2 separate regions of the Homo sapiens genome follow, and region 2 is linked to region 1. Evidence: read pairs that join two places in POLR2A ChIA-PET (ENCODE). Cell type or tissue: Panc1. All regions are shown on one strand. Links, peaks and the distances in the headings refer to the core of each region. The heading gives the core; the rest is flanking DNA. Region 1 has its middle 19 kb from the start of NKX6-2. Region 2 overlaps INPP5A (inositol polyphosphate-5-phosphatase A).

The links. ChIA-PET counts read pairs that join two places held together with the same protein. Peaks named below come from ENCODE experiments on the same cell type or tissue, not always from the same donor. Only the 100,000 strongest peaks of a DNase experiment are listed, where the experiment ranks them.
Region 2: POLR2A ChIA-PET joins it to region 1 with 5 read pairs; 4 of 35 experiments call an interaction of 5 or more read pairs at or near these places.

Annotation. Positions count from the first base shown.
Region 1 is chr10:132,803,243-132,806,152 of GRCh38, forward strand. No RefSeq gene overlaps it. Among named protein-coding and RNA genes, the nearest start is that of NKX6-2, 19 kb to the left of the region's middle. RefSeq lists an enhancer at 2,053-2,554. In Panc1, for the core only: no CTCF peak of the experiment used is centred there; no DNase peak of the experiment used is centred there.
Region 2 is chr10:132,665,745-132,668,654 of GRCh38, forward strand. All of the region lies in intron 4 of INPP5A (inositol polyphosphate-5-phosphatase A), which reads left to right. Among named protein-coding and RNA genes, the nearest start is that of NKX6-2, 120 kb to the right of the region's middle. RefSeq lists an enhancer at 16-1,215. In Panc1, for the core only: no CTCF peak of the experiment used is centred there; DNase peaks (open chromatin) are centred at 477, 1,416, 1,795 and 2,253; H3K4me3 peaks cover 2,370 bases; H3K27ac peaks cover 2,500 bases.

The sequences.
Region 1 (2,910 bases), core at 292-2,791:
GCCTTCTGTCCTGAGGGTTGTGGGGTGCAGGCTCCGCGGGGGCTCCAGCTGCAGCTCCACAGGGGTTGGTTCTAGGCCTCAAGAGCCTCCTTCCAAAGACGAGGTCTCCTGGGGTCAGGGGTTATAGGGACCCCCCCTGGTCTCTGCCCAGGCTGTTGAGCACCCCAAGTCCCTCCAGCACCCCAACCCTAGCCAGGCTGGACTCAGGGCAGGGCCAGAAAGACAGGCAGGTCTGCAGCAGGCGGAGCTCAGCTGCGTCCCCATTATCTTAACGCATCTCTTGCCTCTTGTCACAAAGAATTAAAATCCGTAATAAGAACATTTAAGAGCTCTTCATAATTGTGTGGCCATTAGCCGACTGCACGGGGTGTCAATCTAGCCATCTCGCTCCGGTCCCAATGAATTGTGATAAAAATGTCAAACAATTAGATTATCTTGGCCACTAGCACGGTGATGAGTAGCCAGGCGTGTCCCTCGAGTCACCCTAACAGCGGGAGCTGCTCCGCGCCATGCTAAAGCCACTCCAGGACAGCAGGACGGGCCGATGGGGGTCAGCGTGTCGGCCCAGCATGCGGGGTCATCCCAGGAACCCACGTCCCAGCCCCTTGGAGCCCAGCTGGAGAGACTGTGGGGCCAGAGGGAGGTGTGGGAGAGGGGCAGGGGAGGGTAACCCCTGGGAACAGGACAGAGGTGGGGGATCCAGGCCCCTCGGAGGGTGCAGAGCCCTGAGCTCAGCAAGGAGGGGCAGGGAGCTCCCAGGGCCCAGCCCTGTGCTTGGGAAAGGAGCCGGGAGGGGGATGGGCAACTGAGCGGCCCCAGGGCCTCAGGTCCACCCCCTTGGCCGGGTCCCCTCGGCCCCGTCCCCATGGCCCCGTCCCCTCGGCCCCATCCCCTCGGCCCTGTCCCCACGTCCCTGTCCCCTCGGCCCTGTCCCCACGGCCCTGTCCCCTCGGCCCTGTCCCCACGTCCCTGTCCCCACGTCCCTGTCCCCTCGGCCCTGTCCCCACGGCCCTGTCCCCTCGGCCCTGTCCCCTCGGCCCTGTCCCCTCACAGGGCTCTCGCTCCACTTGCCCTTCCCAGGAACCACGGCTGCCTTTTTTTCTTACGGGTGAAGACGTATTGGAAATTGATTTCTGTGTTGGAAATGGGATAATTAAACTGGTTGTTTCCATCTTCATCATTGTCATCATAAAACGAGGACAGCCGGGTGAGGCTGGCGTGAGGTGACACCCACGTCTCGCGCAAGGGGGCATTAATTGAATACGAATGGCCTCTCCTGAAGTTGCTGAGTTATATTTCAGAGATATGGGATAATGATGCCATTTAATCATTTTTACAAGATATAAAATTACTGGCTCCTCTGGGAAGATCATTAAGGAAAACAATTGTTCACAGCAATTGGAGATAGAGTTTTAATTATTTAACACAGAAATTAAACTATTAGAGAGACCAGTGTTGGATGAGGCAACTTACTAGAAATTTATATACAAGCGTCTGTGAACATTTTAGTTTTATTAACCCGCCTAATTCCTTCATCCAAATCCGTCTGAAAGGCCTCTTGGCTGTGCCTGTGAGTGGCGGCCCAGAGCCCCTGTGTTTCCAGAGAGGACGGCCAGGGCGTGGCTCAAGGGACATCCCGAGGGTACCCAGGCCGGGCCCTCAGGCTGCAGGGGAGGGGCTGAGCTGCCAAAGAAGGGAGAGGCGGGGGCGGGGTAGGGGCCTACAGGGGCTGCGAGGTGCACCTGGGGATTACAAGAGGGACGACTGCAGGGTGCTGGCCACGCCCTTTGACCTTCCCACAGCCTTTTGGGTGGGAACTTTGGGGACCTACCTTCCAGGCCACATGTGTGTGACCCCAGTGAGTATGGGACGGGGGGCATTGGCTGTGCCCAGGCCCCCCCAGCCCACTCTGCTGTGGCCCAGACCTGATGGGGCCCTGTCGCCCCACCCTGTCCAGAGAGGCCACCTCCACCGGTGCAGTGAGGGGCTGAGGCTGCGTTCCAGAGCCCGGGCTGCCGGGAACTCACACTCTTTAGAGGGTCCTTGCCAGGTGCCTGTCGCAGGGTAAGGGGAGCTTTAAACGGGACTTGGACGTGACCACCTCCAAATGGGGAAGCTGGGAAAGTTACTGGAGACACAGCACGAGCTTCGCCATGCAGGAACGGAGGCTGATGGGAGCCAGAAAGGATCCCTAAACATTGCTGTCTGGTGTGGCTTTGGGTGAAAAACCCTCATTCTAAATGTGTAAAAATTTTCAATCTGTAAACTAATAAATGGACATTTTTAGATGGTGGAAGAACTGAGGGCACCAGATTGGACAGCTTGTTGGGGGTGCCCCTCCACCACCTGGGACCCGAGCAGGACGAGGCCTCGTGGGAGGGAAGCGCCGGGGCTGGAGGGAAGTCACCTCCCCCAGCACGCAGTCAGGAAGCTGGGGGGCAGCCCCCAGCCGGGGCACAGCAAGCCTCACCTCATGCTCCCCCGAAGGCCCAGGCCAGGTTTCCAGCTGCTTTCTGGGGAGAAGACGGGGCTGCTGAGTGTGTGGCCTGGGGCTTGGGCTGACCCTGTCACTACCCAAGCGGGGACAGCAGTGCAGGAGCGTCCCTGCCTCCCCTGGTCCCAGGGGCCCTCTGACATCCGAGAGGCCCGGGCTGGGGACCCGCTGGCCGGGGGAGCGTCTCCTGGAAGTCCCGTCCCCCACCGACCTGCATGGTTTCTGCGCTCGGGACTTGCAGGCTGAGGGCCAAGCACCGCGAGACCACCCTCTGTCCCCCATTATCTCCAATAAATTCCAAGGCATCTGCTCTTGCCTTATAGTTTTTAGGGTTACATAAATTTCACCTATGCAATTTTTTTATGCTTGAATATATTACAGAATGCCACTTCTGTTATGGAAGCTAATTGATAATG
Region 2 (2,910 bases), core at 249-2,748, 140 kb before region 1:
GTAATCCCAGCACTCTGGGAGGCTGAGGCAGGTGAATTGCTTGAGCTTAGGAGTAATCCCAGCACTCTGGGAGGCTGAGGCAGGTGAATTGCTTGAGCTTAGGAGTTCAAGACCAGCCTGGCCAACATGGGGAAACCCCATCTCTACTGAAAATACAAAAATTAGCCAGCTGCAATGGCGTGCACCTGTAGTCGCAGCTACTTGGGAGGCTGAGGCTGGAGGATCGTGTGAGCCTGGGAGGTGGAGGTAGCAGTGAGCCAAGATCACACCACTGCACTGCAGCCTGGGCAACAGAGCAAGATCCTGTCTCAAAAAAAAAAAAAAAAGAGAAGAATGATATAACCACATTAGTCCTTTACCAGGTTTGCCTTAAAACTGAGTCACTGTGTGCCTGGCCTTTACTCAGCGCTTCCTCCCATGTCGTGACTGTTATAATGCATCATTACTTCCTCACTATGATTCATCTAGGAACTTGGGGGAGTAATTCATAGTCAGGGATATTTATGTTTAAACCGACAGAAAGGGAGAGCCATTTGAACACATTATTCCATGTTTTCACTGGTTTTAAATCTGATTTCTGCTGGCTGGGGGAAACTTGAGGAACTGTGAAGTCATCGTAGGCAGTAGGGAGGTAACGGATAAGGGCCTTTCAAGCATGCAGTGAAGAGACACCAGCTGTACAGCTCCCTCCTGTATGGAAAAGGTGGAATTTAGACAGTTAAAGTATTAAAGTATACATCACTGGGTTTGAAAACAGCCACAAAAAAACCCCTGTCGGATCACCCAAAACCGCTGGCCCCGTGGCGCACCATCCCGAGGCTGCCGACTTTGCAGTGGGGCTCTCTTTCCTTCTGGAGTGCAGCAGCATCTGGAATTGTCTGGGAAAACCCTGAAGGATGGCCCACACCGAGCCGAAACATCTTTCAAACGGAAATTGTTACACTGTGCTCTTCATCTTGAAATTAATGTTTGGTTGTCAATTTTTATTGCTGACCTAATGGATGAAGTCCAGCAATTGCAGCTGTCCCCTTAAAGCGGCCCCCAGCGTGTGCTGTGCAGACCTTCTCGGCAGGCTACCCACCCACCTCATCCGTAAGTGGACTCGGGTAGAGAAAGATATCTGTGCATTGAGAGCTCGTTGGAGATAACTTGAGTCATAATGTGTACTGAGTGTGCTGGGAATCATAGGAGGGTAAAGGTGGTTTTTAAAAAAGTTATTTTCATTAATTCCTCTCACCCCCAACCCCCTCTGCCACCTGGGACAAAAAAATGGCAGGGTCCTGCTGGATGCCGCTTTCCAAGCTGGGGCAGACCCGCCAGTGTTGAGCAAGAGGGAGGTTTCATCTGAGGCTGGCTGAGTTTTATATATCTATTTATGAGATCCAATAATGTAATGATGTGCTTGTCTAATAAATGCTGCTGTACAAGCTCAGGACAGCAGACGTTTCCAGTATGACCTGGATTGTCTAAGCCGCAGCCCCTTTTGGTTGGAGCTCGGCTGTTTAATAAATGTCGGCTGTTCTTCCAACCATCATAATTATTTAAAGGGGCTTCAAAAGAGAGAGAACAAATCAAATCAAGCCATTACTGTTGAAGCTCGTTCTGGAGTTAAGTGTGTTTTTAAAACTGTGGGCCTTGTGCAGAGGCTCCTCCCAGTTTTCATCTATTATCACAATAATTGAGTTTGTAGCTGGAATTAAATTTATCAAATTGCGTTATCCTCTTTAGAAATTGGATAGGCATGCTGGCAGGGCGAGGCAGAAGTTAATCTGCTTTGCTGAAGCCTCCAGTGGCCCTGCACAGCGGGGCTGAAGAGGCCCAGACAGCTTCCTGTCACCCCGGACACGATGTAATTTCTCCTCAATCCCTTGTGCAAATAATGACATTTGAATCGAGCATTAACAGGCTTAATTACTTTAAAATTGTCATTTTAATTTACACTGATATAGTATTGATCATACAAGCAGAGATTAAGCTGTTCAGTGGAGCAGATGATGGGGAATTAAACATTAAAGGGTCCTCAGGGGGCCGTGTGCGCTGCCCGGCGCGAGCCGGAAGAGGGATGATATTTCTCGGTAATGAACTGGCGGCATGCGGGGACATGAATCTTGGGCTCTTGGAAAAGGGGAAATAATGGGGTTTGGGAGGCATTTGCAGGTTATTCATTCGCCGCCATGCACCAATTCTCCAGTGATTCATCCGCCTCACCAACATTTATTTATCCAGCAAATTCCGGAGCTTTGACCTTTTTGCTAAGTACATTGAACATAAGTTGGAGTGGAGATCTTTCAAGTGTAACTTTTACAAGTATTTGTTATTTTTCCTTATTTCTAGGCAACATTAAACAAAGTTATTCAGTTTTTTGAGTGTACTGGAGTCTGCCGGCCTTGCAGGGTTGGTGTGGTGGTGAGGGACTAATGGGCTCCTGCAGCCCAGCCCCACACTTGACTTTTGAAAATTCCAGTGGCAGATCCCAGGCTCAGGTGTCACTGATCCTTTCTTAGGTGAAATGACACGAGAGCCTCACGTTCCTGCCATGGGCTGATGGCCTCGGCCTCCTTTCAGTTGAGGCTTTCTGTTGGTGGTTAGGGGGCAAAGTGACGCCCTGTAACTTATTGATGCTGCCATGGAAAAAATATGGAAATGAAGCAGAACATGAGTTTCTCAGAAGCACATTTGACGGACTTCTTTTGGCGAAAATCAGAGCACTTCAAATCCTGTAACCTCAAACTGTTTCACTTTTCAGAGGTTATATAATAAAAAGTTAAGTGATTGATTTTATAGTTCAGTAGGGAGTGATGAAATTCTTGATCACTATCCATAATGGCTTTATTTTAAACAGTGGGCTAGAGATTTAATTAAAGCATGATCAGGGAAATGAAAAAATGTTGATATTTCTCCTCAAATTAA